Regions from separate parts of the Mus musculus genome. Here all the other regions are linked to region 1. Evidence: chromatin loops called from intact Hi-C (ENCODE). Cell type or tissue: heart. All regions are shown on one strand. Links, peaks and the distances in the headings refer to the core of each region. The heading gives the core; the rest is flanking DNA. Region 1 has its middle 3.3 kb from the start of Mid1ip1. Region 2 holds the start of Rpgr (retinitis pigmentosa GTPase regulator). Region 3 overlaps Gm33984 (a long non-coding RNA gene). Region 4 has its middle 60 kb from the start of Mid1ip1. Region 5 has its middle 67 kb from the start of Mid1ip1. Region 6 has its middle 96 kb from the start of Gm39494. Region 7 has its middle 12 kb from the start of Gm33984.

The links. Hi-C counts contacts between places; a loop is a spot of excess contacts. Peaks named below come from ENCODE experiments on the same cell type or tissue, not always from the same donor. Only the 100,000 strongest peaks of a DNase experiment are listed, where the experiment ranks them.
Region 2: it touches region 1 in a loop (3-fold over the local background); 2 of 42 quality-filtered maps call a loop at or near these places.
Region 3: a loop joins it to region 1, with 2.7 times the contacts of the local background. A loop is called at or near these places in 2 of 42 quality-filtered maps.
Region 4: a loop joins it to region 1, with 2.7 times the contacts of the local background. A loop is called at or near these places in 2 of 42 quality-filtered maps.
Region 5: it touches region 1 in a loop (2.6-fold over the local background); 2 of 42 quality-filtered maps call a loop at or near these places.
Region 6: it touches region 1 in a loop (4-fold over the local background); 10 of 42 quality-filtered maps call a loop at or near these places.
Region 7: it touches region 1 in a loop (2.2-fold over the local background); 3 of 42 quality-filtered maps call a loop at or near these places.

Annotation. Positions count from the first base shown.
Region 1 is chrX:10,711,805-10,716,372 of GRCm38, reverse strand. No RefSeq gene overlaps it. Among named protein-coding and RNA genes, the nearest start is that of Mid1ip1, 3.3 kb to the left of the region's middle. In heart, for the core only: a CTCF peak has its summit at 2,341; a DNase peak (open chromatin) is centred at 1,442; H3K4me3 peaks cover 1,329 bases; H3K27ac peaks cover 1,145 bases.
Region 2 is chrX:10,214,572-10,219,139 of GRCm38, reverse strand. It overlaps Rpgr (retinitis pigmentosa GTPase regulator), which reads left to right and starts at 2,345. Exons shown (of 17, transcript NM_011285.2): 1 at 2,345-2,588. The coding sequence starts at 2,447. In heart, for the core only: a CTCF peak has its summit at 2,261; a DNase peak (open chromatin) is centred at 2,399; H3K4me3 peaks cover 1,473 bases; H3K27ac peaks cover 863 bases.
Region 3 is chrX:10,902,026-10,906,593 of GRCm38, reverse strand. The region is part of intron 2 of Gm33984 (a long non-coding RNA gene); the gene reads right to left. Among named protein-coding and RNA genes, the nearest start is that of Gm33984, 20 kb to the right of the region's middle. In heart, for the core only: no CTCF peak of the experiment used is centred there; a DNase peak (open chromatin) is centred at 2,333.
Region 4 is chrX:10,775,331-10,779,898 of GRCm38, reverse strand. No RefSeq gene overlaps it. Among named protein-coding and RNA genes, the nearest start is that of Mid1ip1, 60 kb to the right of the region's middle. In heart, for the core only: no CTCF peak of the experiment used is centred there; no DNase peak of the experiment used is centred there.
Region 5 is chrX:10,648,433-10,653,000 of GRCm38, reverse strand. No RefSeq gene overlaps it. Among named protein-coding and RNA genes, the nearest start is that of Mid1ip1, 67 kb to the left of the region's middle. In heart, for the core only: a CTCF peak has its summit at 1,919 (motif pointing left); no DNase peak of the experiment used is centred there.
Region 6 is chrX:11,085,643-11,090,210 of GRCm38, reverse strand. No RefSeq gene overlaps it. Among named protein-coding and RNA genes, the nearest start is that of Gm39494, 96 kb to the right of the region's middle. In heart, for the core only: a CTCF peak has its summit at 2,154 (motif pointing right); no DNase peak of the experiment used is centred there; H3K4me3 peaks cover 1,159 bases; H3K27me3 peaks cover 198 bases.
Region 7 is chrX:10,869,550-10,874,117 of GRCm38, reverse strand. No RefSeq gene overlaps it. Among named protein-coding and RNA genes, the nearest start is that of Gm33984, 12 kb to the left of the region's middle. In heart, for the core only: no CTCF peak of the experiment used is centred there; a DNase peak (open chromatin) is centred at 2,287.

The sequences.
Region 1 (4,568 bases), core at 333-4,332:
CAAGGAGAGACACTTATGCATGTGGGTTTGTTTGTTTGTTTGTTTTTTCTTGAAGGACTGGTACTGTCTACCGAAAATCATGTCTCTTTTCAATTTTGAAGGGAACAAGAGCTGATAACAGACAGAAAAGTCATTGGTAACTCTAGAACCCAGACTGGCAAATCTCCATCTCCCTCTGGTTTACTGGTTCTAGATCATAACCCATGCTTCCAATGCTTTCTTATGTATGTATGTATGTATGTATGTATGTATGTATGTATGTATGTATGGAGACACAGTCCCAGCCAGCCAGCCAGCTTGATTTGGAACGACAGCTACTCATCCTTCTGATTCAGTGTCCCATGTTCTTTTAAACATGAAATAATGTTTGTTATCTGCCCCGTGGAGCTAAGGAGATCAGTGGAAAGAAGAATGTAGATGGGAAACATGCATTGTGTAAACCTGACACATAACAATAACCTCAGCCTTTCTCTTCTTATGCCCAGATTTGAAAACTTTTCCACCCTCTGTTTGTCAACAAAATGGAGTGTCTCCCATGAGAGAAAAATTTCCAGTGTTGCTTTAGCAATAAAAAGGAACTTCTTCTTGGGCTATGGCAAAGGGTTCTATTAGGGTTCAATGAGGTATCGGCGGTAAAACTCTTCACTGTGTACACTGTAAAGTACTTAGGGCTTCATCACAGTTTAGAGGCATTTTCTGCCAAGAGTCTGAACCCTTAAAAATAGGGAAATAGGCTAAGATGAACCAGAGAGGACCTCACCCTCACCTTTACCACTTCTTCTGCACAGAGGTGTTCAAAACAGTCCAGGCTTGTTTTAACCCTTATGGCAGACAAGAGCCAAGGAAGAGAGCTTTAGAAAAACACATTACCTGGTTACCAGTAGTTGATGTTTCTCATAACTTAAAATGTAGTTTGACCCCTTCTGAGACCCAGACCCTCTGGATATTTTAAGTATGCACCCTAATGAAAATTTGGAATTGCTTTGGGTTATTAAATGCTGGAATCCTGCCTTCTTTTCTCTAACAGCTCCCAGAAAACGGAAATCCCAACTGCCTAGTAAAGGCATCCCACTTTGAAAATTAGCTAAGCCGTGGAGAAAGCCTCTAGCCCCTTCCCTTTGGCCTCCATCCTTCATCTGGATCAATTTCCTTCCTTCTGCTTGGATCTTCTAGTGTCTTGACTCTCGGTTGCTGTTCTTACACATTTCTAAAACTCTGCCAGGTAATGGCTCATGCACCTGCCGGCAAAACTTCCCAAACCGGGCCTCCCAGCTCCCCCCTGCCCACACAATAACTCACACCCACCGGGTAACTTCAGAACGAAAAGGTCCTCAGGCCAGAGCTCCGGGCCCTTGGAATCACCCCATCGCCACCCTTCTTGCCCCAGCCAATCAGAAAGCTTCTGAGAGACTTATGCAAATGAATTTTTGGCCCTAGCCAGTCAGAAGCCATAAACCCCTCCCCCCAAGTGTCCTCTTTCACCCTGGCCCTGAAGAGCTAATGGCAGGCGTCCCTGGCAACCGGCCTGCAGCCAGTTTTCTCCTAAAGCAAGGCTGTAAAAAAAATAAAGAACGATTCCGGGGGTCACATGGGTACTAAACGGGTTGGGCCAGGCCCAGTAAAAACTAGGCAGCTTCTCTGGTTGCTCCAGGCACCTTCCCTATCTCGATCTGGAATTGACAGAAAGCTCCCAGCGACCTGTCCAGGATTCCTTTTGCCTAAAGAGAACCCTAGTAACGATCAGTTGAGTAAATGGCTTTTGAGTACTGACTTCAGGTGAGGCGCCAAGGTCTCTCTTTTTCTAACCAGCGTGCTAGATTCCTGTTAGAAGCCTGGTCTGAGATCCTGCATCCCCTCTACGTTGTCCTAAGCTCTAACTGAGAAGCTCTTAAATGCTGAATGGTAGAATCCCTTCTTTAATCAGTAACCAGGAAGTGATGCTTGACTGGCTCATCATCCCCCTGTAACCCCCCCCCCCACCTCAGTCAATTCGCAAATTACCCTTCCTGTTGCGTCTCTTTGATGGCTTAGGAGAACAAGGCATTTTAGAGGCGAACAGAAATTGCAAAGCAAAGTTGTGAGCAAAAGTGAACTGGTGGAAGAAGAAGGAATGAAGAAATAAAAAGGTCTGGCTTGGGGTTGGACAGAAAGTAAGAATTTAAGACTAGAAACCGCCCCCAAGCCAAGACAAAGGAGAGTTTTGATCACACTGATACAAAACTTAGAAGCAATATCTTCATGAAAACTGTTCTGGAAATATGACATTTGCACTCTCCCTTTAAAGACCATGTAGTCCAACCTTCTGCTTGTATTGAAATTGCTCACAACATCTCCACCAAGTGGTCACCCTTGCCTACGTTTTGTGCTTTCCATCCTCTGGTATCAGGTCAATGGTTTTAGAGCTCTTCAGAAAGTCTTGAAGCACATAGAGGCTGGCGTGTGAGTCTAGCAGTGGTCTCCCTGAGTCCACTCCATCTCAAGTCAGTTACCTTCAGTTCTTGTAACAAATTCATGCTTTGGGTTGAGCTCGTCCTGGTCACTGTCTTTGGAAGTTGTTTGGGCATGTCTACAAGTTTCACATCTGGACCTCATTCCAAGTACCACCTTTCCTGGGACAAAAAGGAGTGGTGAAAGCACCTATTTTATTGTAAATGGTAACTTTTCTAGACCTAATTCTCCAGTGCCAGATGCAATGCTCTTTTACTACGCAACAAATAAAAACTTCTTAGAATGCTGCCTAGCATTTAAGGGACTTGTTTTAATGGTTAGGTTACATTTATATGTTGCTGTATATGCAACAAAACTTGTGTATCCTATTACTAAGTAGAAGAGATTTTGTGGACCAAAATACAAAACTTTCTATTACTTTTACCTAAGTAGATTTTGGATCATTACTTCAGCATGTTTCAGTAGTTTGAATTCTGATTTTGTGCTCTATTACACTTGGATATTACCTACACATTTGTTAACTGTTCACTATATTCATCCAAACTACTGGTAATGGGTACCAGTGAGTACTGTACAAAGAGCAAAGTGGGATTAAACATCTGGAGAGCTCCTTCAGAGGGATATCAATTCATTATTTAGTATTTTTGGCGTATTTTTTTCCAGTCAGCTATGAATCCTGTTAATTATACCAAGATCCAGAAGACAGAATAGTATGAGCAAACTTGCTAAGTGTTCTACTGAGCTCTCACGGTAATGACCACCTTCCTTCTTATAGAGTTAGAGAATATTTTTGTAGTGTTACAGATCAACCACTGTTACATGATATATGAACTAGAAATAGGGGCTGGAGAGATAGTTCAGTGATTAAGAACATTTGCTACTCTTCCAGAGCACCCAAGTTCTGATCCTAGCACCCACATGAGGTGATTTACAACTACCTGAGACTCTAGCTCAAGAAGGATTCAATACACTCTTCTGACCTCTGTGGATATAAAATAAATAAAACAGGAACAGTGTCATGGCAGAAATTCTGAGTATAGGGAAAATTATATATATATATATATATAATATTAATAATATATTATATATTATTTATATTATATTAATTATATATTAATAATAATATATAATATATAATATAATATTATATATTAATAATATAATATATATATTATTTATATTATATTAATTATATATTTATATATATATATATATATATATATATATATATATTCGAGACAGGGTTTCTCTGTATAGCCCTGGCTGTCCTGGACCTCACTTTGTAGACCAGGCTGGCCTTGAACTCAGAAATCCGCCTGCCTTTGCCTCCCAAATGCTGGGATTAAAGGCGTGCGCCACCACGCCCAGCTGAAAACTTACAGTTTTAATGAATAACTTTGGTTTTGTTCTTAGCAATTCTATTTATTTGAGAATTCTACGTAGATAATGATACATTAAATTTTAATATAACAGGTAAAAAGAAGGGCAAAACCTGTTGTAACTTTTTAAAAATACCAAATAGGAACTTTTATATGCATACCTATATGTGTGTAGCAATAAGTTATGCAAAAAGAGCCCATGAATTCAAAAGATATGGGAGCACTTTGAGAGAGAAAGGAAAGATGGAAATGATGAAATATTATACCTCCCAAAAAATAAAAGAAAAAAATTAAAGCAATAAAATAAACTTAATTATTTAGTTTCTTCAAATGCCAAGATCCACTTAAAAAAAAAAAGAACAACACTCCCCCCTCAAAAACAAAAACAAAAACAAAACTGAAGGACTGGAAGGGGACAGCATTTGGAGCTTAAATAAATAAATAAATAAATAAGTAAATACAATGAGAACGTTCCTCTTTGAAATCAAATTCATAGTTTAAAAGTATGTAACATAAACTTAAAATAGGAAGCAAAGATGAATTAATTACCTACTTCACATGATCAAACTCTAACATCATTTGCATTTTATTGAGACTATATTGTTATAAATATATTACCCAATGGACACTTTCAAATGTCCCATCAGTAAGTATCTTATACAGTATTTATTTTTCTGACTCAAATAATGAAAGAAACAAAACCTAGATGCTATAATCTAGAGACTTCATCTATATTTTATT
Region 2 (4,568 bases), core at 569-4,568, 500 kb after region 1:
CTTCTTCTCTGCTAGAAAGCTGTGTGTCTGAGCTAATGCCAGCGTCTCCACCATATTCTCTGGATGCAAGGCCTTGCTGTCTTCCAGGATTTCTATTCTATTACTTTTCTGAAGAAGGATTCTCTCCGCATCTATTCAATTGGACCTCCCAGTGGTATCATACATTGCTTAGTTTAACAGAAGCCCTCCTTTCACCCCTCTTCCCGGCTCAAATGCTGCTTCCTCTCTTCCTGGGTCCCTCTGCACTTACTGTCTCGAATGCTGATGCTCAAGGGATGCTTTTCCCTCAGCGTCTCCAACTTCCTACTCCAATACTGTTTCCTCTTCCATTGCCCCAGCAAACCGCTCTTTTTATAACACAGAGAATGATCACCATATTTCTAACTTCAGAAGGTAATTCGGTGTCATTTAATTTGTACACATTATGTGGACAATTTGATTATACTCTTGTTTGGTGCAGTATTTTCCAGTCTCTCTCTCTCTCTCTCTCTCTCTCTCTCTCTCTCTCTCATCACCTTTTAAGCCTTATAACCCATTGCTAGGATATCATACTTCGGCATTCTTCACGATTCACCTTAGATTCCTTTGTCCTTCCCTTTCCTTCTTTCACCTGTTCCCGAGACTGCCATGATAGCGTTGATCCAGGAGTTCCATAAGTGTCTGGCTCCATCTGGACCTTCTGTGCATCAGTTGCTTGCTGTGCTCAGCAACTCCACCTGACTTTCCTATGTGTTCAAGGGCTGAGCTCACTATCTCTTCCATTACCTTACTGACCTAACTCTAACCTCCTCTGCTCCTTGCATAGCACTTCCCATCTCTGTAAACGGCACCACCCTTGCCTAGATACTTATGTGAGAAACCAGCGTGGAAGTGCTCAGCACTGACTTATGCTCTGAAATTTATTTTTAGAAGTCAATGAAATAACAGGATAAGCAAAGAAAGTCTTTAAATATTCTGATTTTTCTCATCATGATTGTTATGAGCCTTTAGACATGAGTATTAAGTTCTCCTCAAAATAAGTTAAGTTACCTTTTTTGTTCCTTTCTGCTGATGTAAGTTATATGATAGGTCAGCATTTTCCAAGAGTTGACAACTAGACACCATTTCCTGTGTGCCAAAATACTGAACTTCGGGCAGCCTGACCACTTTTGTACCTAAATACCTGTAATAGCCTTTGAATTGCCTCTCAGTGCTCAAACTGCTTGTCAGAAAAGCAGCCCAAACAGGTAGAATCACTTCAAGAACATGCATAACTGGTCCTTTCCTATCACTTCTGAGCTTAAAGCTCCTCCATGACTTTCCATAGTCTTTAGGATAAAGCGTCCGATTCTGTGGACATGCCATCTCACCTCGAACCAGCCTCAGCAAGGTCCTGGGAGGAACTGATCACTTTATCAGTCTTTGCATACAGTTAACTATGTCCAGACTTCTTTAATTTCATTCAGTTTCTTTGGCTTCAGACCTTCCTGACTTTGTCGTCATCAGACAAGCTTTTGTCTTTCTTAAATCCCTGTTCCCAGGTCGGTGCTCCTTGCTAAGCATCTTTACTAGAATCTCATCCTCAACTTTAGTTTGTACACAAGTGATTGGATTCTATTCCCTCTTTCCTTCCTAATAAAAGTGCCCTGAGTAAGTGTAGGTAATAACTCTCGAATTCTGGGAGCCTTAAATTCAGTTGTGCTTGATTGAGACCCAACTACCTCAGGTATACAAATGGACTCATCCTGGAAGATTTTCTTCCTATTTATTTTATTGTGGCCAACTATTATGGGTGGAAAACCAAGGTTTATCCAGAAAAATATAATATTTCAGAGGAAATTGTATAGATCTTGGCCCTTTAGTTTTATAGGAGATGCAGGCGGACTGTTTAGACCTCAGGCTAAACAACCTGAACTGTGCTTCTCTTCCTATGTTTAATTGGCATATCCGCAAACAGGAATGGCATTATTCAACTTGCATGATTGTAATAACATTTATTACGACCATTTATTCAATAAGGATCTAATGTGTGCATCGAGTATATTTGTTTTGTTCCTAGGATTGCAAATGACATTTGGGATGTAAACCGCCTAGTACCTTGCTGTGTTACAGATTGTTAGTCCTAGTGTGTTGTCAAAGCTGTGCGTTGACGTTTGCATGAGTCACAGAAGTTAGGGCTATGTGAGACATGATGTTGTCACCATATCCCCTCTAGGTCCCTGCATGGCCAGGATCCCTTCAGAAGTAGATGCGCTCCAGAGTCTGCAGCATGGCCGCTTCCAATCGCGACCGCTAGAGGGTGTGCGGTCGCTTACCGCCGCGACCATGGCATCTGCGCTTGCGCCTCACTGACACAGCTTCCGCCAGCCTCCTTCCAAAAGCCTTTCGCCCCTCCCCGCCCCGCAAGGCTCCGCCTCCGTTGCCCCTAGCGTCTGTTTGTTGACTTCCGGGAGCACAGTAGTGGTCTATGCCAAGAGGGTCGCGATGGGGGTCCCAGGGGGTAGGGCAGCACCTTAGGCTCAATCGAGTCGCCCCTGCTATCTTTCCGAAGCAGGCACAGATTCCGTTCGCAGGCTTCGGCATGGCGGAATCTGAGTCACTGGTGCCCGGTGAGTCGCGCGCCCCCAGTCGTGGCGGCTGGCCTGGAGGGAGGGTCCGCGGGCGGGCGGGCGGGCGACAGGCCAGGCCCCGCCTCCGAGCCGGCCCCGTAGTGGTACAGGCCGCAACCTGAGCCTCAGTCAACCGCCTTAGATTTGCGTTTGGGAATAAATAAATTCCCTTTGTCGGGCTGGAGGAAGGGACAGGGACATGAGGGACCCTGTGTGTGTTATTAGCAAGCTGAAATAATGGCTTTTCTTGGAGGCGGCGGCAGCCATTATTCTCTCGCGAAGCATCCCAGGGTCTCTAAACATTTGAGCAAGCGGATGTCCCCAGGACCCGGTTAGGTACAGAATTCAGTAACGAGTGGAATGCGGGGTGAAAGGTTAAAAAGAATGGAAGAAACGAACTGGATAAAGAGAGGAGGGCCTTCGGTGAATTTTTTTTTTTTTTTAAGACTGACTGTCGTGAAGTCTTTTAAAATTATGACTCCGTACGGCTTCCGTACCGGGTAGCCCAGGTAGACATTTCCTGGAGCAGCATTTATTATAAGCGTAGAGTTATAGAGTTGTTCAGCTAAAATGGTGGTCATAATCTACTGAACTGGTTTTTGCATATACTCTAATGGGCTGTTACTAGCATTATGAAAAATAACCACTATATTTGAGCAGAATTGGACATTTAAATATGTATTGCACTTTCTGCTGTGGTCTTGGCTCAAACAGAATTTGATTCTACACCACTTGGAGCTCATACCTTAGTGAGGGTGCAAGAAAATAGTTACAATAGGCTTGACATTAGTTGGCAGAGGACAGAAAGGAACCACCCAACCTTGGTTTTTGGGTTAGGGGAGTGTCTGAAGAGAGATTCTGGGGAGCCAGAGTAAACACCGTTAAATAATTCCTTGTAGGGAAGCCTTGAATCATTTCGAGGTCCTTGCCTCCCAAGGCTCAGTGACTTGAGTCGAACTGGCTTGCTTCAAGCTTGTTCTCAAGTGGTTTAGTCCCGTGCACATTGATATATATTATTAATATTTACATTCAGTATGCTTTCTCTGGAAATTTCCCCCAAACTGGGTCTGACTTTCTATTTGAGTGGTGTGTGTGTGTGTGTGTGTGTGTGTTTAAATAGTTACTTGGAAATGTTAATGGATATTTAGTCTTTTGAAAATGATACTGGTCCAAGTCTGTGAATATTCCTCAGATCAGACAATGGCAGTTGAAGAATGTCAAATCTCAGCCTCCATCTCCAATCCCCATGGACTGATCCGTAGCTTGAACTCTCATTTCTTCTCAATGGGAACAGGAATACCCGAGGTGTTTCCGTAGTAAAACCTGGGTAATATGCTATCTTTCACACTGAAAGTATTGAAAGCTGTGTTTGATTTCCTACTCAGCATTCTAGTGATGTGAAAATGGTGGTAGAGTGATAAATAGTGTAGAAGGGAAGTTTTCTGTTTGAAACTTAGCACAAACTTCAGTGTAACTGATATTTCCTAGAGGAACGTCTTGTGCAATGGGTATAAGTAGCAAGGAAAACCTACACTATCAGTAATACAGTTGAGCAAATAAAATACTTATCAATAAATATTTTGGTAGCGAATCAATTAGAGAGATTGCTGTGTAGAGCATAATTAATTGCCATATGGCCTCTATTCATTGCAAGATTCTGAGAAACCAGTAATTTCCAATGTTTGTAATAGGACTTTACAGAGGTAGCCATCAGTTAATACATTGGAGATTACAGATTCTGTACTAGATTCCTTATTATAAAAGAGAGAATACAACCCTGTGTTTACAATATTGTAAATAGATTGTGTACAACAAACCTTTTCGTACCTGTGTTAAATTCAAGGCATAAGAATGTGTATTGGTATTTTAAACACCATTTAGAAATAACCATAATGATTAAAGGAGGAAGTTAAGGTTGGGTAAAGTAACCCATTGAGTATTGTATTAAGTATTAGATTAGGAATTTGAATACATGATTAC
Region 3 (4,568 bases), core at 333-4,332, 190 kb before region 1:
AATCAATCCTAACTAAGTAGCCCATGACATTATTGTTGAATTCTCATGCTGCCACTGGCTTTATGTAAACAGAATTCTAGTTCCCTGTTGTTCCCCTTGGAGGCTATGGTGACCCAAATTACAATTAAGTCTCTAGGATCTGTGTCTAGCACACAGTTTCTTAAAGTTTTTCTGTCAAGGGCCAGTTATTAAATATATTTGATTTTGTGAGCTGGGTGTACATTCCTTGTTGCAACTCGCAAGCCCTGCCATTTAAACATAAAAGCAAGCACAGGAAATGAAGGGGGGGAGTAGCCAGAGTTTTGGCTACTTTATGGGTTCCTACCATCCTTCTCCATCCTTATCCCTTCCAATCTCCCAACCCTAGGAAGGACAGAGAGAAAGCTAGGAGGGGGAAGACAGCAATATCATTAGACAATTTTCTGTGCTGGTTAGGGCAATGAGTTCCTTTGGGAAATTTGATCTTCTTCATCAGGATCTCCAACCATCAGCAAGCGGCCACTGGCCACTGGCCACTGGCCAGCAGCAACCAGCAGCTAGCAACCAGCTCATAGCAATCAGCAACCAGCAGCATTGGCAGCACCCCTCTCGGGGCACTAGCATTTAAATACCCTCTCGAGAGTTCCCAGAATTCCAAACATACACTTGCAGAAACTACCTGCAGCTGGCCAAATTACACCGCTGCCATAACACAAGACAAATCATACTCAGCTGCTGTGGACAATCTGAAGCAGCCCCATATATCTACACCTGGGATTATAACAAAAACAGTCTCATAATATTTCTGTTTTGAAAGCAACCAAAATTATTGCTACACGGATGACCATGTCCCAATAAGACTTTATTTACCAAGATATAGTCTAAGGACTATAGTTTGCTGACTACTGATCTAGAAGTTTCCTAGAAAGTTTAGTTCTCATAGATTCAAAGCATTGACAAACTAAGGGTTTAAAGTGTGCATTACTTATAACTTTGCATGTTCTAACACAGAGAAGGAAGAAAATAAAGGAAAACTGAAGAGAGAAATCAAAGTCTTTTTCTTCCATAAGCCTGGAGAAGAATTCAGAAAGAACAAGAAGCATTTAAAGACGAAATATGTTCTGTAAAGGACATACACACACACACACACACACACACACACACACACACACACACACAACAATGTAGAGAATAAGCGACCAAAAATCAAGAGATCCAGACTCTAGAACACTCTCTGCGTTCATCCTTATTGCTTCAAAATAATAGTCTTCGGCTTCTTGTACTTCCTCAAAGGGCAGAGCTTGGACAAAGAGCACCATCAATCCTGTCTCTCAATCCAATCCCAGCCTCACAATATCCAGAGACAAACAGGAAACAAAGACACAGCAGGCTGTCCCAGAGCAGCAGTGGGAGTGAGCAGAAGTGGGGCATGGTGCCGCCCCTGCCAGTGTCTCTTTTCGAGGACAGATGCCTATCTTCTTCCTACATCACATTATGCTGAAGATAGAGCTGAACTTGTGCTTAAATAAACAATTTAATCAGCAGCCCAAAGTTGCCTTTTATCACTCAATCTCCGGGCTAGACTGAATAATTATTTTCCATCCTCTAACCACTGGACTGTTAAGTATCAGCTGAAGCAAACAGAATATCAGGCACTGTTAAATGCTGTTCCAGCCCTGGTCTTCCTACTAACACAGTTCCCACCATGGCTGGGTTTTTTTTTTAAAGGTCCGGCAACAAAATATGACTCTGGGAATGATTGTGCTGTTGGGAAGTGCTTCCTAGTGTTGAGGAGAGGGAAGCATTCATTTCATCTAGCATGATCATCTTTCCCATCTGGTCATTAAAAAAGAAAACATGTCTACTGGTCCGACACTGCCAGTTTGAGTAGGGAGAATCGTTCTAGACTCCATTTGTTGATGGGCCCATTAGAACCCTCTCAGCCTTACTTTTCCATCTGTAGAGTGGAGCAGAAATTTGTCATTCAACGTGGCTGCTCTGGAGAACAGAGCAGATCATGAACTGTGTATCTACCCCAGCTCTCTGAACAGTGGCCACTCTCTATAGAGGACCTACCTTGCTATTTTTTTCAGGACTGTTCGAGCTTAATTCTTCCACAAGCCAGGTTATTTTAGTTGGAGATGATATTACTCTGTACGACTACTGTAAGTTAATTTTTAAAGGTTTTTATTATCTGCTCTTTATTAGTCTTCCCCTAGTATGTACCGCCTACCAAGGCACTCCCTTTCAATATACTTATGGCTGGTGTAGATACTATTTCCATTTGTGAAAAGACAATGTGGACTCCACCCCTTGGCAGTTGGCCTGCCTCTGAGGCTGTGTAAAATTGCGGAAGTAGATAGGAGCCAGGCTAACTGGGGACTGTAAAAGCTTCTCGATGATCCGGCATCCCATCCAGTGAGTCACGCACTTCTTTTGGCAGGTGTATGATGAAAACACCCTTCCTGTCACTATGGCCCTTCCCAAATCCCCTCCTTCTTTTGGCCTACTCAAATACCAACATCCTTCATACACAGCCAGCCCATGTGGCAAATAAGGAGGGGATTTACCTGCCTCACAACATAGGTCTTTTCTGATTCTACATCACTGACTCTCACAGTCTTTCTGGGTTCAGAATTACTCATGGGAAACCTGGCAGCTGCCTTCTGGATGTTCTCTGTGAACTCAGTTTCCTCCTCCTCCATTCCAGCTTCCTTATGTGGCCAGTAGACATATTCTAAAGACCCAGCTATCCTTCTGGCACCACCCTGTTTAAAAAAATGTGGCATGTAGAACACAGTTTAAACACCTCAGCAAGTTCTAGAGGTACTGTTCTGGGCCTGGCTCCAATGTACCCTTAGGGGCCCCACCATCGTGATTCTGCCTTTGTTCTATTTTTCATGATCTTGTCTGATTTTCCAACTTCTATTCAACCTTTACAAGCCAGATCAAGTGCCATCCATCTCAGACACAAGTTGTCACAATTATCTCTTTGTCCCCATTCCTGAATATATATACTATATAATATAGTACCTTGCACACAAAAGGGTGTTTGCTGATGGTTTGCCCGACTGCTTGGCTATCATCTCATCAAGAGTACGATCTATAACTTATTCATTTTTGGTATTTCCAATTGTATATTACCCGACAAGCATTTGGAGGTGCACAGCAGACTTTGGTAAGTAGAGTAGAATGAATTGAGAGGAGGAATTCTACAGGATTGGTGGGGCTAATACAGACAAGACACAAATCCAGAGGTGCTATCAAAGGGCTCTTCTAGTCTTTCTTTACTAATGGATTTTACTTTTACTTGGCAATGCCTTTTGAGAATTAGATAACCTTTCCTGCTACCACCCTCCAACCCCCATCAAATCAATACCTCTCACTCTTCAAAATTATCCTGAGGCACTTTCCTAGCCAGCTTTCTACCTTCTAGCATATACAATTGCCTTAGCAATGATTTGTATGTGCAGAGCCAAATGGTTCCTCGTTTTGATACAAGAATTTGGGGATGATCCATAGTAACAGCCTCTTGCACAATCCATTTGCTGTTTCCTGACCCTGAATCTTGAAGAACAAGTTCCGTACTTCTCGGCAAAGAAGTCTTCCATGCCTTGGCCTTCTCTGCTCTCTCCACTGACATCCAACATCACCACTCTTCTAACTATTGTCTTCTGGGAGACATCTGCAGTGCCAACATTCTCCCTGTTTATTTTGGCTTGAAAATGAAATGTCACAATAGGCTCATGTAGTGAACATCTGAACCCTAGTGAGTAATACGACTTTGGAAGGCTCTGGGAAGTTTTAGGACATGGGACGCTGGGTACATACTTTTGAAGGTTAAACATGGTCCTAGTCCCCTTTCTTCTCTTTTTACTACTATCCTGCCCAACAAGATGTGAACAGTATCTATGACCCTTTTATGGACATTTGACTTGGGGTCAGTTGACCAGATTTAATAAATATATAAGAATGCCTATTCAGATTTGGATTTTGGATATATGTGGATTCAATTTTTATGCACTCTTTGGCATATTAAAAACAGCAATTTGGTCTTTATCAGGAATTATGTTTTAACTCTGAATCCTAGATTTTGCCTGGAAATACTAGGTTGAGAGTTGTGTTTTTATGAACCTCTCTGGGCAGAACTTTTACTGGATGTCAGGATTTCTTTTAGATATCTGTGTAGGGTATGTGTGTGTGTGCGTGTGTGTGTGTGTGTGTGTGTGTGTGTGTGTGTATGAGTTTGTGTGCATGCTCAATTTTGGATGGTAACAGCAAAGTCCCTTCTTAAGTGGCTTGACTCAAGAACTCTGGAAACCATCTTCTACTTTGAGAAAACAAAAAAGGGGCTAGAGTGTGGCACAGAGAGGGTGGTATGTAGAGAAATAGGCACAAAGCCATGTCTCTAGAGTATATGCACCTCATCTTCTGCTCTAAAGGTCGATACTGAAGTGTTACTCTTGAACTTGACACCCAGGTAGAAGAACTCAGAATACTTTGCTATGCATTCTCTACAATACAAGCCACAGAGGATACCACTCTTATCCATGAAGGCTACAGTGGGCTGTGGGCTTGGGATTGCCTCC
Region 4 (4,568 bases), core at 252-4,251, 64 kb before region 1:
CAGGACAGCCAGGGCTACACAGAGAAACCCTGTCTCAGAAGAAAAAAAAAAAAACCTTTGGTCTTGGGACAACACTGGCACCACTGAATGAAGCCTTCCCTGAAGCCAGATCCTTTTTGAGCTCAGCAGTTATGCAGAGCATCACTCTCTTTCATTTCCTCCTAAGAGCATGAACACTTGATCCAAATCCTACGTGATACTTTCTTGGAACAGAAATGGACTCAGGATCATTGTAGAAACATCTGAGACAGCCTTCGGGAGAATGAAGCAAAATGAATGCCTGAGGAACGTTTAATTAAAAAGAAGAAAGAACAAAAAAAAAAAAAAAAAAAAAAAAAAACATGGCACATAAGTATTCTAGTGTCTGAATGTCCCTAGGAAAATTCAAGTGTCCTTTGCAGACCCCAACTTCTGTCTGCCTTCATTTCACTTTAAAATGCATCTTCTCATTAAGAATTACTTAAAAACTTTCCAACTACGGTAATTGGAACCCCTTTTTAAAAACCTGCCACTTCAGCAGAGACAGGAAGTAAAAGTGACTATACCCACAGAAGATGGCTGACAATGGTATTTTCAGAGCTGGATTTTTTTTTTCTCATAATGCTTTGTTCAGGCTTTTTTTTTTTTTTTTTTACCTTCCAAGTCCTTTGCGCACATATTATGATTTCAAATATTATGTTTTTATGGGGTCTTTGTTTGTGAGAATGTGTGTCCCTTCATGAGTATGTTTCCTGTGGGGTGCTTGTTTGAGCACTTTTTTTTCTGTTTGTCTGTATTGTACTCTTTCGAATTTCTTTTATTTTTATTTTATTTTGGATGACTGCTTATTTTCTATGAGAGAGATACTGTATGGATTTGGCTAGGTATGGAAGAGTTGGAGGAGAGGAAACCATGATCAGAATATATTATGTGAGGAAAAACATCTATTTTTTAAAAACTGCTTATAACAGAATTCCAAAGCATAATCGAATTATTTCCAGATCAGATGCAGAGGTCCTAACATCAGGACCCCTGAAAGTTCACAGCTATTCAAGGTCAGCAAGTTGATAAGCCAATTCCATCTTCATCCTAACTTAGGTTCCTCACAAGCTCCAATGTGGCTGAGTTCAGCATTTTATACCCACCTAATACTATTGCTATCTGGGATATTTTTGTATCCCACACCCCATCATCAGAAGCATTTAAACAGGGTCTAGATAACTGCCAACATCAGGTAGCATAGAGAGAGGTCCATGAAGTGTATATCAGTCAGGTTCACCCTCCACCCTCTTCTGTGTATGTATGCAGATACCACACAGCTTGGGAAAACAAGAGACAATACTGAGTGGAATGAAGTGAAGTTAGGTTGTGTTCACTTTAGAATGGGCCTCCTACTATCCCAATCTGCACTTTTTTGACATCCTCATGCCTATAGCTGAATTTCTTATTGGGAAGGCAGCGTTTCCATCAATCACTTCTTCTGTTTCCCATCAAAGAGCCCCAAATCAGGCACTTCTAGTCCTGTGAGTGATAGCCTAGACTAGTACTTGCTTAAGCAAAAACTGCAAGTCATCATTGGCAGGAAAGAGCAGAGGTGGGACAGTTGGCTCACCCTGATGCCTTCTCACCTTTTCTCTACTTCCTAAACCTCCCTCTTGGCTGCCTGCTCAGCAGGTGTGGACTGGAAAATGCTGCTTGTAGTACCGTACACAGACCAGCCCCACAGGTCTTTGAGTCAGTCACTGGATGGCTGGGCAGGGAACTCACTCATTCACATGCCAGGCTAGGTGCCTGAGAATAGGGCTGTCCCAGTTAGGGTGCTCTGACACAAGGTTGAGCTCTAATGGAGAAAGGAGCAGAAAGAAATCAGCCTTGAGACTGCTTTCAGTGGTTCCCCGTATAAAGAGGAAGAGGAGGAGGAGGAGGGAGGAAGAAGAAGAAGAAGAAGAAGAAGAAGAAGAAGAAGAAGAAGAAGAAGAAGAAGAAGAAGAAGAAGAAGAAGAAGAAGAAGAAGAAGAAGAAGAAGAAGAAAATTGCCAGAGAATTTGACTGGCAACTTGCCCAGGAAGTTCAAAAGAAGGCCCTCTGTGTGGCAGTCCAGTGTGATTTCATTTCACAAGGCCATGAAGCATGATATGGGAGCTACAATGAGACCTTTAGTCCTGGTGAGCATGTTCCCAATCCGTTCTCAGACACAGATCAGAAGTTTTAAAGATCCACCCCAGTTAGATGACGAATCACAAACACAGCATTCATTGTTCCTTCTGAGATATGAGGGACTGAAGTGTGGTGTGACCGTGAGGTGCTGTTAAAAATAAATCTTTCGAGCTGGGCAGTGGTGGCGCACGCCTTTAATCCCAGCACTTGGGAGGCAGAGGCGGGGGATTTCTGAGTTCGAGGCCAGCCTGGTCTACAGAGTGAGTTCCAGGACAGCCAGGGCTACACAGAGAAACCCCGTCTTGAAAAAACAAAAATCAATCAATCAATCAATCAATCAATCAATCAATCAATCTTTAACTCATTCCTTCAATGTCTTGAAGACGAAGGGGCATTTAATTAACAAAGGCTCCTTTAGAGGCTCCCTACGTGCTGTGATGTGAGAGAAACCTCAACAAGAGTGTTTGAGGAGGTTTATATGCTCTTTCCAGGGATGTCAGCCTTGATAGTCATGCCTGAAATTTGCTAAACAGAAAACTGCTTACATTTCTAATCCCACGACCAAGCTATATCAAAGAATGCTAAGGCCAAGTGATTAGTCTGAATTTGGGGAACAACCCAGATAATCACTTGAGTAATTCCAGGCTAAACAGAAACAAAAGATGCTTTCCCTCTTCCTTCGGGTAACAATGGAATCAGGCATTTTCCTATTGTCTGCCATTTCTATGTCGTTTACTCAGACGTCTCAGTTTTATCAGCTTAAAACGTTTTAAATGAGTCTTCAGATTGATAGTTTTGGATTGACATTTATTAAAGTTGCAGTTAGAGTCACATGTTCATGCAATACCCATTCCTAGCACATTTTTTCATGTGTTTGCATTCTGCTTTTCTCCATGCAGCTCTTCACTCACAAACCAAGATAGGCCCGAATAAGAGTAAGTAGGGATGGAATGTAAGTTCCTCCTGACTAGAGCGCTGTCTTACACTTTGGTGGGTTCCCTGTACCCATTACATTCTTCCACGAGAAGCTAATGCCTAATAAATGCAGGGGAGTTTGTGAGCTCCAAGCCACGTGTGACTCACCACTGTCTAAGCAGCTAATTGGTAGTCAAGCCAATGTTATAAACGGAACTAGGCCACATAAGGGACAAGGAAGCTCCTCTCCTCTCTGCTCGATAAGTGTGGTCCACCAGCCGCCAGGATCAGGATAACCAGAGTGTTTGTTAAGAATGTAAATCCCCGGGCCTTGCCTTTTTACAAATGAGAATTTCAGAGATGAGGCTCAGGTTACCACTTGGTATGGTGGAGAATCTGGCTTCTGGGCTCTACATTGAGTAGATGCTTAGCATAGAACTACACTTCTGTTATGGACTTGGATCCAAAGAGACTGATCTGGTAAGATTGAGAGAAGCCAGAAGAAGGCTTGCTTAAGAGATAAACAAATAGCTCCTTTAAGGCAATCCTAAAAGAAATCTGCTAAATAGCCAGGAGGTTTAGGAAAAATCTCCAAGCAAGAAAGGAATGTGGCTTGGCTCAGGGAACTAGGCAGCCAGCCAGGCTCCTGAAGACAAGGGGAGCATGCTGTGCTGAAAGCCTTAGAAGTCCTTGCAGCTCCTCAGGAGCAGGCTCACCCCAAACATCTGCAGGACGAAGCCAAGAGTACAAACAGAGGCCTACATACCATATGCCTGAATGTTTAAAACTTCCCTATCTAACTAACAAATGTTTAAATAAGAAAGGGCACCTTGCGTCTATCTTCCCAAACAAAGTGTCATAACAACTTAGAAGGCCAGGTGTGAATTCGGTTGGGGGCGGGGTGGGAGTAGGGGCGGGGCTCCGTACAGTTTGGAGGAACACTTGGCAGTTTCTTCTCTCCTCACTCACTAGAAAGTTAGTTTCTACATTGAGGGAGCCGTGGGGCCCATGTGTGTGACATATGTGGATCTCTCAGCTCCTCCCGCAAACTTCTTCCACAGATCCACCTGATTTTACCCAGCTTTCCTTTCAGTCTAGAGGCCTGAGTGCTGGCAGTGTAATTAGTTGGGTATAGATCCTGAAAGAAGGTTCAGGAACTCTGGAGAGGGTATTAAAGGGTCAGAATCCCAGAGATTGTTCTAGATGGTGGGCAAATTCTTAGTGGGAACATCTCTTAACATTTCTTGATTTTGTTTGATGCAGAGTGATATGGTAATAGGAAAAAAACCTCTAAAATCATACTTGTCAAAGTTTGATTTGCATGTTAGTCATCTGGGAATCTGTAGTAAAATGCAGATTTAGATCTCAGAGATCTATAGGGATACAAAAGAGTCTATATTTCTAAGGAAATCCCAATTGACCCATTGACCATGCTATGAGGAACAAGGGTCTGAAGTCCCAGGCACAGGTCTTTCTAGCTATGGTCTAAGGACTGATGACGATACTTCCCATATTTC
Region 5 (4,568 bases), core at 152-4,151, 63 kb after region 1:
TCTGTTCTGGTCCCTCTGCTGTTTAGAAGCTCTCAGTTGCTCTAAGAGTGCCTGCATGATAAAGCATAGCACAATCTGAGCATAAGGCACTGCCAGGCCTAACTGTTCATACCTCCTTGTTTATCAAGCCTGCCAGGCAGGCAGTGTCACTCTAAGCCAGTTAGTTGTTCTTGACCTTGAGCTTGGGAAATGTATGGGGGCATTGCTAATGCACAGATGGTAGGGCCCCAGCCTAGATGTTTCTCATTTCCCAGGTTTGTGGTAGAGTCAGAAAAATTTAAAGGCCTAACAAATTTCTGGGGATGTTGCTGATAGATACTGGAAGGCAACATTAGAAAGTTTTTGAATATGTGATCACCAAAACTTAATTCAAAGTCAAATGTGTAATAAGTGTGGGGTATTTCTAACAGTGCTGCTCTTGTTGGCTCATGCATCTTTACTGTAGCCTTGGTTCTAAACATACTGGAGGTGAACTTTGTCTGGTGTGTAACTGTATGTCAGGTAAAGCCAGTGACAACTATCAGAACACCTCGGCTCACACTCAAGACTATTATGTTATGAATTGCATTGTTGGTTGTGTATACACAAAAAATTCTTCTATTATGGAAACATAATGATTTGATTACAGAAAACAGATTTTTAATATTTTTCGACTGTCATTCCTCTACACATAAGTAGCAAACGAGTGTATTTTTTAAAATGCCATTGTGTTAGAATGTTTGAATGTAAAAATTGCTATTTGAGCTGATGAGTTAAAGTTTTATTAGTAGTAAATGTTTCATTGGTGTGCCTATCTTAGCAACCGTGTCCTCAATATCAGTGTCCCCCTCTCCCGACTCTGCCTCTGCTAGCAATATTTCATCTTGTCTGGGGAGAAAGTTCTAGAAAACTTCTAGACCAATTTTCCTCAGTGGCTCCACATCCTGATTCCAGTCTATCTCTTAGCAGCTATCGGGCACCTCTGATAAAGCAAGCACTAAACTAAATTTGACTTGAGAAGACAATCCAGAGAGCATATAAAAGTGTTGAACCCTTGACGTGTGTGTGTGTGTGTGTGTGTGTGTTCTGTGTTAATATGCTGATGTTCCTGCTGCCCATTCTGGGGACAACCCTGGGTGGTCTGAAGGCTCCCAGGGAAGGAGAATCTAAGAAGGTGAGAACCTGCAGCTCTAATCACAAGTCTGAAGAGGAAGAGTGAATGATTCAGAGACTGATGGTTAACAGTATTGATGCATCAGTATTCCCTCTACCTCCACCATACATTTTTTAATTGCCACAGGACAACTCTCTCTCTGTCTCTCTCTCTCTGTCTCTCTCTGTGTCTCTCTGTGTATTTCTGTCTCTCTCTGTCTCTCTCTCTGCCTCTCTCTCTCCTTCTCTCTCTCTCTCTCTCTGTCTCAGTTCTGGGCTGCGTCCAGCAAATATGAGATGCTTGTTTCTGGATGAGTGAAATGAGTGCCTGTGTGTCCAATTTGTTTTTTTGCTCCCAAGTTTATTTAAACAGAAAAGGCCGTGACAGATAACATCTGTGCCATATACATTTGTCACATTTATGTCACGTTTCTGTTAACACACCGCTTTTGGAAGCACATTTCATAGTTGTCCATCATCTCCTGTTGTCCTCCCATTTTTATCTGATCAATTAGGAAGTAGATTTTGAGCAGCCAGCCATTAGGCAGCGAGCCCTGTATTTACCCACCTGACAGAACCTGAACCTGGGCATTTCTAAACAATGATTTTAAAAACTAAGATATGAACTTTATGTGGACATCAATTTCCCTAAAATAAACTTTAAAATTAAAAACGAAAAAAGAGACCATAAAACTAGAATAATAGAGACTTTTTGTTTTTTAAACTTACACTTGGCTTTTTTTTTCAACTTACAGCAACAATAGCTAGCACCATTTTGCCATCTAGTGTTGTTGGTCAGTATTACCTTTGGCAGAAGCAATGAGCACTTTTCTTCTCTGGCTTTTTCGAGTCTATTGACCTCACAAAGTCCAGTGCTGCAGTACTTAACTTTACTTTGAATACCTTAGATACTATTTGAAAAAAAATCAATCTTCCTTCCTATTGTTCTCTTCGCACTGTCTAATAAACAGCCAAGTCGTCCTAATTCAGATTACTTCACAGTTGGTGCCCTTAGAACGGAACCCTGCCATGTGTTATTAAAGTGGTGTGTGCCTGCAGTCCACGAGCTCAAGACACTGAGGAATGGTGAGCTTGAGGCTAGCCTGAAGTACATAAACAGTGAGACAGTGCCATAAAAAAACCACAATGGCCCCTTCTTGGATGGAGCTCCATGCTACATCTCTTGCTTAGAATGTTTAAGGACCACAGCGAACACACACACACGCACGCGCACGCGCACGCGCACGCGCACGCGCGCACACGCACACGCACACGCACACGCACACGCACACGCACACACACACACAGGGGGGGTAGAGGTACCTCTCACTCCATCTGCTGGGAGATTCCTTCCAAGATGGAAGAATCTGTGGAAGAGCTAACAGAGCAACTGAGAACAATCTTTGTCTCAGGTATAACTGACAGAAGACTGAGCATGGCTTTTGAAGTAGATCCCATCAGGACTCAAGTCCCTCATCCGCACTCTGCTAGCTGGAGGTGTTTGAGCAAGTCACATGGCCTTTCTGGACTTCACTTCCCTCGTTTGTCTAACTGGGATGATAACACTAAAATAACCTACGTTGCCTGCACCAACTTCAAATTCCTGGCCTTAAGAGAGCCTCTTGAATAGTTGGGCTTGCAGTCATTTACCACTGTGCCAGTCCAGACCATTGCTCGAGTCTTTCACTCATGGCTTAATATTTGCATGATTCCAAAGCATATTTCTTAATATTCTTTTCATCTCGATTGCAATGATTGCAATATGTGTTGGTTCATAAATACCTCAGACTTAGCCTATTGGACACTCAGAGAAGATTATTTTAGCACACTTTCCTGCTATATAACAAAATCCAGTAATAATCATGAAATGAAACTAATAACTGTAGTGACCCAAAAAACCCCACAGATCATGAAAATATTTTGTTTTATTGAACATTTATGTCAGTCAAAAGCAAAAGAAAATAAAAGCAACTATTACCATGAAAGGAAAAGAAATTGGATTAATTTTTTACTTATATGGATATATTTTTAAAGAGAAATAGCCTATATAAGTTGAAATTATCCCACTGAGGGAACATTGCAGAGTTCCAGGGTTGATTCGCAAGTAGGAAGACAGATCTAAGCATCTCCAGTGCTGTTCCTTCCTTCTACAGTCATTGTACTCATTCCTATCCTGTGAGTTATCACCTTCTAGGTCCCTCTTCTGCCCACTTGGAGCCTGTTCCCATCCTCTGATAAATATGTATTTATGAGCACATGATTTTGAACCTTCAGGTGATGAATGAACGGCAGTTAACTGGCAACTGCAATGTTTTACATTATTTTAAGACAAATAATCAGTAACTTGGACCTTCATTCAGAAACACGGCTGCTCTCTAGAATCCCTCTCAAAATGTTTTTCAGTATCAAAAGGAAGGATTGTTCTGAGCTGTGCCAGCACATGGCCATGGGGGTGCCACCTGGGTGCTGTTTGGCAAAACTGTCACTTGCTTCTTGGTTCTCAGATCTGTCCCCTGTCCTTAAAATACTCCACTGTGTGTCACAAAACACTCCATTTACCTGGCCTCTGGCAGGTTAGGCCAGTGGAGGGCAGACCAAAAGAGTAGAGGGAAAATGGAGGGAAGAGGCCTGGCTGTCTCTCTACCCTCTCACTGCCTCAGGCAGCTACTCCGCAGAGACAGATTTCCTGAAAAGTTAATGAAGCTGAGGCTCCAGGGCCTCTCACTTGCTCAGGCCTCTGCCAATGTCCTGTGTGCATACTTTTGAACAGCTTTATTGAAATATAATTTACGTGCCATAAAATTCACCCATTGTGAGTATATGGTTCAATGGTTTTTACTAAATTTATCGAGTTGTACAACCATCACCACCATCCAGTTTTAAAATACTTCCATCGCCACCACCCCCCACCAAGTTCCCCCGTGTCTGTTTTCAGTCAATCCTGGCTCCCAAGGCAAAGCTCTAGTAACCACTAATTTGCTTTCTGTCTCTATGGATTTGCTTATCGCAAACACTCACATCAATGGCACCGTAGTATGTGGTCTTTTGTAACCAGTTTCCTTCACTGTGCCAAGTAGTTTTTGAGGTTCATCCATGTGGTAGTGGACAGCAGTATAAAATTGCCAAATACGGTTTCATTGGTTGGATATTTGTTTTATTAATGTGGTCATCAGATGAAAGATATATGTCTGACTTTGCACGTAGAAATTTGTGTCTTTTCTAAAGAACAGCCTGGAGCTCCCCCCACCTCTGTGTCTCTAGCCTTGTGGCACGTAGCCTCAGAGAGAAGCTCTGATGATTCCTGCTTCTAAGTATCAGTCCACTGTCCCTCAACATGGGGTGGACTTAGAGACTTCACCCTACCAAAGAGATTGTGCCTCAAAATTTGGGATGTTCAGAGGGGCATGGTGGCTCATGCCTTTGATCCCAGCGCTCTG
Region 6 (4,568 bases), core at 389-4,388, 370 kb before region 1:
TGGCTACTCCTGGGCCACTTGCGATTCCTTTACCTGGCAAGAGAGCTGGGGGTCAGATGAACTCCTTCCTGCCCTCTTCCTCACCACTTGCATCAGCTGTCACAGGCTCTGTCCTTCTTTTCCTCCAAGGTCTCCCATTCCTTCTTCTCCCACAGTCTGGAATGCTTTTCTTTTGTTCCCTGCTTCCAGAAACATTTTATTCTGTCCAAGTCCATTTCAGAAGCTGCTCCCTTCATATGGAATTCCCAATCCCCTATTCCAATTAAACTTTTCTGCTTATGGCCTCCATGTTGGGTTACTATTGTTCTTGCTGGGCATTTATTGAAATCTGTATAAAATAAACTGCTCACACACCTGGCATGCACTTACGGGAGACTCTCCCAGGGCAGGGGTCATAACTACTTGTCATTATAACTGCACATGGTACTTAGAAAATATTGAATAGGTAGAAATACAGTGGTCTGCGATCTACTGAGTGTTCTCTATGATCATTGCTATTTTCTATTTCCTTCATGGGAATCAAACCCAGAGTCTCTTGCATTCTAGGCAAATACCACTAAGCCACATCTCCTGCTTTCTTTTTCCTTTTAATTTTGACATGTGATCTAAGTTATCCAAGCTGGTCTTTTAACTCACTCTGTAGCCTAGCCAGGCCCCGAACTTGTGATCCTCCTGCCTCTTCCTTCTGAGTAACTGGGATTACAGGGCTATAAAACCAGGTGTGAACTGTGAACCAATATCAAGTGTAGTGCAAATACTAGTTCATCTCGCCATCTCATAAAGCATTATTATTACTGTCCCATTTTTAGAGAGGAACAAATATTGAGACACAGAGAGGTTAAGTAATTTGCCCAAGATCACACAGTCAGTAAATGGTGGCAGCAAGAGTGAAACCCATGGGGTCTATCCTCAGGTAATCCAGCTGCTCCATACTATAGATATTTAATTAAGTGCATCAATATCCCAATTGTCTTTAAGACTGCACATCAATCCAGACTTGGGAAAACTGGAAATCATTTTCTAAGTAGTACAAAGAGGGGAGAAATCTGGCTTTTAGGATTTTTGTACTTCAGCTCTCCTAAATAACAAGAGGGCTGCCTTCCCAAATTCACATTCATGTTTGTCAGTTTCCATCCTTGGGCAATTATTTCACACTCAAAATGAGAAGGTGATAATCTGGAGTATTCGCAGCCAGTCTTGCCTGCAGAGGTGTGAGCAAGGAGGAAGATAGCATGTTGTGATTAGAGAGAGCAGAAACAAACCCCTATGATTGCGACGCGAAAGGGAAGGGTCAGCCTCATTATTCTAATGCATAGTTTTCTGCACCCATAGAAATATTTTATTCCAACAAGTTAATTCCTTTAAGTGGTGAGCGCCGAGTGTGGCAGACGCGATTATCTTCCTTAGGTTTCTTGCCGCTTTCTCTGGGCCCGGCTAGGGGAAGGATTTCTGTGGCTCACCTCCTGCAATTAGAAACAGCCCCACAGGGCAGAGGTGCAGCCTGCGTTCGCAGATACTCTACTGCTGCTGCTGAAATCAGAACAGCCTTTGAGAATATTCTCCTGCCAAAATCATTTTAGCATTTCACTGTCACACAGCGGGAGGCAGAGAGAGAGAGAGGGAGAGAGAGAGAGAGAGAGAGAGAGAGAGAGAGAGAGAGAGAGAGAGAGAGAGAGAGAGAGAGAGACCCTTCTTTTGCGTGCACGCGCAACCTCCAAGACCTCATGAGTCTTCCCTGTGTACGAGGAAATTAATTAATTTCCTTTTTTATTTTTGTAAAAGGAGGCCATAAAACATAGTTCAAGATGTTCCGTTTTCATAAGGAAGAAGTCTCAATTGTAAATGAGTTCTCTTTTAAGACAAGGCTGTAATTAGATTGCCCATGGTGATGGTGAATGTGGAGGGTGAAGGGACTGAGTTTTTTTTTTTTTTTTTTTTCTGGGGAAAGAAACATCCTCGAAGGTGGAGGCCAGGGCTGCCTCAGGCGGCCACGCTGTCGCTAGCGCCAAGGACTGTTCTATGCCGCAAAGCTGAAAGAAGAAAGGCAGCTTAGAAACCTGGCGAGGAGGGGAGATAAAATAGGCAAGGCAATTTAGAGGGTGAGCCAAGGTGGTTGGTTGCCTACGCAGGGGCTGTGGGCGCCAACAGGGGGCGCGGTGTCTTCCCGTCATGTGCGGAGTTCAATGATTTCTGCATGAAACTGTTTTCTTTCTTTCCTCCCCAGCCCCCACCCCACTCCGTTTTAACCTGCCTATGTTTTCTCTCTTGCAGTGTTGAAGGAAGGGGAGGGTTGGGTGGATGGCCTGATATCCATTTATAAATTCTGCCTCTGTCTCTCTGTTTCTTTTTCTCTGTCTCTGCCTGCCTGTCTCTGTTTCTTTCTGTTTCTCCCTTTCTTTCTCCCTCCCTCTCTCTCTCCTACCTCTGTCTCTGTCTGTCTCTCTCTCTCCTTTCTACATGCCTGTTAGACACAGCGTTTTGCCCTCTTCCAAATTTCATGTGCTTAAGACTTACTTAACTCCATGACCTCAGAATACAACTGTTTAGAGCTGGCTAACAGCGTGGTGGTGCACGTCTTTAATTCCAGCACTTGGGAGGCAGAGGCAGGCGGATTTCTGAGTTCGAGGCCAGCCTGGTCTACAAAGTGAGTTCCAGGACAGCCAGGGCTACACAGAGAAACCCTGTATCGAAAAACAAACAAACAAACAAACAAGAGCTGGCCAGAATACAACTGTTTGGTGAGGCAATGTATGATTAGGGTGGACTTAGTCACCTGTCTTCCTTCCATGTGGAAGAACTTTAGATGCACAGAGAAAGATCCGGGGTAGATTCACAGAGGGAGGGCCATCGTGTATCATCAGCTCAGGAGGAAAGTGTCATGCTGCCAGCCACGGGAGTCTCAGAAGCGACCAAATCTGCTTACGCATCGCTCTTGGACATCCAGCCTCCACACAGCACATAACCAGAGCACTGAAGCAGTTTCCTAAAATGTGGTCCGCTGGCCACCTTGCCGGAAAGTGACGAGTGGGTTCAAATGCAGATTCCCTGGGCTCCACCCAGATGGAATCACATCTCTAGCATTCAAGAGTCTTCGGTCTTACATGAACACTCGAGCTCATCCCCATGCTCACTGAAGTAGGAATACCCTTGCAGCACCAATCTGCTGAGAGAACAGTCGCCTCTGGGTTGATCTGAAAGAGACTGCCCAAAGGCCTGGCTGCCTGAAACCCCACCATTAGAAAGGTGTTCTTTGCAGTTAAACATTGCCCTCTCCCTGGTGGATTTCTTTTCAGTACAAATAGCTCCTGGGTGGAGGTGACAAATTAAGTCAATAACCTTTGAGTATGAATTCATTTATCAGCTGAATTCCTGTGGGATTGGACAGATGCCAAACCTGAGAGAAACCAGAGAATGGGACTACAAAGTGGGGGGTGGGGGTTGGCGGAGCACGCTTGTGTGGTCCACATCAGAAGCTACCGCTTTGACAAGTTAGCCCCCGGTAGTAACAAGGTAACTCATAGATTTATAGCTGTCTACTCCCTGCAAGGGACAGGGTGTGTGTGTGTGTGTGTGTGTGTGTGTGTGTGAGAGAGAGAGAGAGAGAGAGAGAGAGAGAGAGAGAGAGGCTGGGGTGGAGCGGGAAGAAGGAGGGAGGGATAGAGAGAGAAAGAGGTGTGTGTGGGCCTTTTGAACTGACTCCCAGCTGACTCCTGTCTTGTTTGTTTGCTACTTGAAAGGCAAGGGCAAAGTCAAGCTGGCTTCCCTCCCTTTCTGGGAGGCAGTGGGAGGAGATAAGCCAGGTGATTGGAGATTGCTGCATTAAGGACTGGAGTGGATATTAGCAGGAGCAAGGTGCAGTGTGTTTTATCCTGGTACTGTCCATTCATGAGGCTACGAGAACAGAAGGCAGGCAGGGGCTGAAGCTAGGATTTTAAATATTCCCTTTGTGCCTTCTCAGTTAACCTCTCAGTTGCCGGCTGGCCTGAGATCCTGGCTTACCATCTTTCTCCACTTTCGTGGCCCAGGCCCGGATTTGGGGGTTGGGGAGGGGTGGAACTTTATAAGTCTGAGAAAGAAGCTCTTGTGTTTCTGTCACTTCAGTTGTTATTTATTAATACATTTACAGGGGCAAAGGGGGTACCCTCCCTACCCCTCAAGCACAGTGTCATTTAGCCAAAGCAACTCACATTGACTACAACAGCTTATGTGACCACTCCCAGAACTCCCAAGGCACACTAATGGCCTGAGAACATCAACCAGCTGGCAAGGGCCAGTATCCCAACTGCTGACAAGTAGCCATCCTTAGAGAAGGTGGCCAGGGGCTATATAATAAATGACTATCTCGTCTTGGAAACCTTGTCATTGGAATTGATGATGAGCTGGAACCCAGAGCCCTCTTCAGGTCTGACGAGATCTCAAGTCGGCCCTCTGCACCTCCTCTGCCGCACTCACAGCTCTATGCTCCTCCGCACGGAGATGTGCATCCTGGATTCCCATTTCCCATGACAAAGTGGGGAATCCAAAGTAAAGGCAGCAACAGGCAATGGCCCAAGATTCCCAAATCCTGT
Region 7 (4,568 bases), core at 300-4,299, 160 kb before region 1:
GGAGAGAGCATCCACACTGGAGGTGGAGAAAGAAAGGCAGTGTTTACAACCAGTGAGGTAAATCAGCTCCGGGGGATAAACACTATGACCTTAACCCCTTTGCTCAGTCCATTAACCAACTGGATTGACTCTCTACAACTAGCTAACCAGTCAGGCAACACTGAAGGGAAGGAATGCAAATGGAAGTTTCCTAAGGCTGGCTGAAATGAAAAAGAAATTAGGGTTAGTCCTAATTATTCTCATTAGTAAAAGACAAGTAGAATCCCCAGAGGAGAGCTGAGGTAAGAGTGCTATTGACAAATACCCAACATAATGAGTGTCTAGCACAACCTACACACTCAATGTTTGTTGAACAACCTCACAACTAACGTCATAGAAAGTTATTTCAAAGCGTAAAATGGCATATGATTCATTATGCCAAGTGCCTGCTTTGGTTTGACACACTTGCCTTTCCACTATAGCTTACAAAAGTAGATTGCCTTTTACATTCACCTCCAGATCAAGACTGGGGATTCTATCCTCCTGTTGGTGAAGCTCGGCTTCTTTCCCCCTCAACGGAGAGGCATTCATACTCCATCACCTTCATTCCTCCATGCACTAGTCTCCCTTCTCCTCCAGCATGCCCTGAACCTACCTGCTACTTTGGTCCCTGGCCTCTAATCAATTCTGGTGAGCAACTCAGTAAAGGTTTCAAAGGGAAGGACAGTGCCTGGCATGCTTGCTCCTGAAATTTCATCTCAACAGCTTGGTAAGGTCATGGCAGGGTAGTATTTGTACATTAGTGCAAGCTCTGAGCTAGGAGCATGTTCTTCTTGAGTGCCAGCAAAGCTCAAGAGCTAATCTTCTGTGATCCTTCCAGCAACCCTGGAAATGACGATGCCGAGGCACAAAAACTTTAAGTGACTTAACAACCACATCACTCGCCCTCTTTCACCTCATCCCTCCAGGTGTCTAGATCAGTCTAAGGACTGGGCTAGCATAAGCTACTATAGATTTTCCATTTTCTTTTTCATTTCTACTCCTTTCTAGACTTTATCCATAAAATTCACCTTGAGCTCTTTGCACCTGCCCTTTTTGCTTACTCCAGCTACTTACATGGGTTCACTGCAGGGACGTTGGTCCTAGTCTCTAGGTCACACTGGCCCGTTGGGGCTCGAGACAGTGTTTAATCATGACTTGCCCCTGCCTTGTATATCTAACATCGCACATGGGACAAAATAAACAAACAACCCTCTGTGCCTCAACTGAAGAGCAGAGTAGATATGAGATCTGGGTCTGTAGATTCAGGGTGATGTTCACTAGTGTCCACCTAGGAAGGGGTCATCCTTCCAGCTCTCCTCACACTTCTCACTAACCCCTGCTTTCTTCCATTTGTGTACAAAACAGTACCTCAACAATGGCTGAGTGTCAGTTTCTCTGGCTGTTATGATAAAAAAAAAAAAAAACCGTTAAGTCCCGTGGGATGGCTGAGCAGGTAAAGGTGCTGGCTATACAAACCTGCCAAAATGAGCTTGATCCCCAGAATACACATAAAAGCAGGTGGAGGGAACTGACTCCACAAAACCTATATATTGGGTGGTCTGTACTTTACATCTCACAGTTCAAGAGAATAGGAAGCTCAAGATCAATGCTGGCACTTTGATACACGATGGTACCCTAATATCTATCCCAAATGCCCTTTTCTTGCTGTATCCAAACATAGTGAGGAGAGGGAAGTGGATCTCTCTAAGATTGCTGCTATCCAACCTTCTGTCATTGTGATATGGCGTCAATTTGCAAACCTGTTGGGCTGCATTCCTAACTGTGCTGGAACAAATATTTTGCAAGTTGAACTGCATAGAGTAGCTTCTTGAAAATATTAATAATATGGATAAAGGCCTTAACCCTTATGCTCTCACTATCCTTCTAAGACTCCCACCTCCTAAATTCGATCATTTGAAGTGGCAGGATTTCAACACTGGAATGAGGGGGATAAAGATATTAAGATAGCACAAGACACTATCTCAGTGAGTTCCTTGCAGCTCTAAAAGTCCCAGAAGGAATGGGGTGACCTCTCATCTGGCTTCTGTTGAGATTGCATGCCTTGATTATTGTATTGTTGGTCCAATCAGTGGACAGAGATGGACTAGTGAAAACCTTTCCTAACCTCCCCACTGATTTCCAAATTGTGGGATCAGGGAACGGAGATGACTGGGAGCAAAGGTGTTCCTGATAGACTAGTCCTGTCATTCCCCAGAGTGAAGCCTGGTGATTGCAGGGTGGCAGTGACACAGGCAGGAAGATGACACCAGTGTTTGTCTTCATAGCACGAGAAACCTTTCCAGTTGAGGAAGGAAGCTGACCTCACAGTTGCATAATACAAATGCGGAAATCAAACTGTTGCTAGGCATTTATCACGTGTCAGGCATGATGTTAACCTGTTTTGCAGGGATTCTTCCATCTCTTCTAACAAGCTCATAAAATCATCAGTATTGTCTTTTACTGTGGTTGAGGAAATAAAAGGGAGAAAGACAGTCCTCAAGATAAAATATTGTTGATAAGTGGTAGAATGAGCTTTTGAACTCACATATTCTGACTTCAAACTAGGAGTTCTTGTCTTCCGTGCTACACATTTTGTGACACGAAAGGCCTTAACGTATTAAGTGTTCTGAATACAAAACGTCTCTTGCAAGAATATGAAACCCAAGCAATGGCTTTTCAGGAAGACATGAAGTATAGAAAGCGTTAGATTAAAGACAGGGTATGTTTACACTAACAAAGAACCTCAAGTCCCAGAAACTTCACATTAGTCCATTTCCTGTTTATACAAGAAAATAGTTGAGGAATACCTACAAAATAGCTTTGTTTATTTAATTATTTCAGAGACTATGAGGCTCCGTAGATCTCCTTGTGAGGAGGCCACCCAATCCACACTTTTTCTGGAGTCATTTCCCTCCACCCACTTTTATGTAGATCCCAGGGACTAAAACTCATTTCAACAGGCTTTCACAACTAGTACCTTTACCTGATGAGCCATACCCTTACAGCTACATGTAAGGCCATATACTTGTAGAGACAAGTGTATGGGCATAAAGAATAATGGGGAAAAATAACATAGTTTACCCCCCCCCCCGAGCTTGTGTCTCTAGCTGCATATGTATCAGAAGATGGCCTAGTCGGCCATCAGTGGAAAGAGAGGCCCATTGGTTGTGCAAACTTTATATGCCTCAGTACAGGGGAATGCCAGGGCCAAGAAGTGGGAGTGGGTGGGGAGGGGAGTGGGTGGGGAGGGTATGGGGGACTTTTGGGATAGCATTGGAAATGTAAATAAGGAAAATACTTAATAAAATTTTTTTTAAAAAAAGAAATATATTCATCACTTCTGCAAGCCGTGTTCCCCTGTCACCTACCCACCTTCTATTCTATCCCAGCTCTTAAAGAATCAACCACGTCTCAATACTCCCACAGTCCCTTAAACGTGTGACAGGGAGCCACAGGGAGGTGGGGCAGGCAGGGATTAGAGGCAGCCTGAATGCACTTGCTGAATATCTAGAGTATTATGAAAGTGTAAGGGCTATCTGGGTTCACTGCTAACCAGATGTGCAAGGATTGAGCAGGAGGGCAGACTAGAGTACAGTTTGAAATGTGATATATTCATGGTTGTATACTAGAATAAAATTCAAAAACGCAAGTACATGGGCATAAAGAATAATAGGGACAAGCAACATAGTTTACTATACTGAAAGCTCCATTTTAAGCACTTATTTTAATATAACAGCCCTTTGAGGAAGATCAACAGCACTTTACAAAGGAGAAAAACTGAGGTAAAAAGTTTACTGAAGAATGTGGATGCTCACTACTGCCTTGTAACTCCACAGTGACCAGTGACATTAGAATCACTTGGGAACTTGACAAAAATGCAGTCTCATGCCCAGCTCACACCCATGGGTTATTCAGCTTCTATTTTAACTAGACTTCCAGGGGATTATGGGCCTTTCAGAATCTGAAAAAATGTTGGACTAGGGGATACAGCTAGGGGTCTTCTTTATTCCAGATCATCAATGGCATCTTTTTCAAGAAATGAGAGTCAGCCAATGCTGAGTTGGGCATCTGCTGAGCTCAGCTCTTCTGGACACAACACCTGCCATTTCCAAAAACATGGGAGTAGGTAAGGAACATATACTGTGGCAGAAAAGTATGTTTCCAAAAGGGATGGGCTCATGAATGTTCTATACACATTTTATTCTTCATTTCTACTTTTTCTTACTCCTAGCCTTAGAACAAAAGTGACAAAGACAAAATCCCCAGTCTTGTGAGTCCCACTAGTCCAGTATAGCTTGGGCTCAAAAAACTACAGATATTCTTGCATAAAATAGACATATGTATGAAATTGAGACAAACTTTAGGGATGCCACAAGGAATCAATAAATTAATTTATACAAAGTGCTCAGGGCTAAACACAGAATTTGTAAATGTCTGGGGACAGGCAATTATAGTTAAGGCTTATAATTCCAATCGTAAAACTTTTCTAGGTATCTTGAAATTCGCTGCATAACAAATTGCTAATGAAGGCATAATTGCTAATTAGT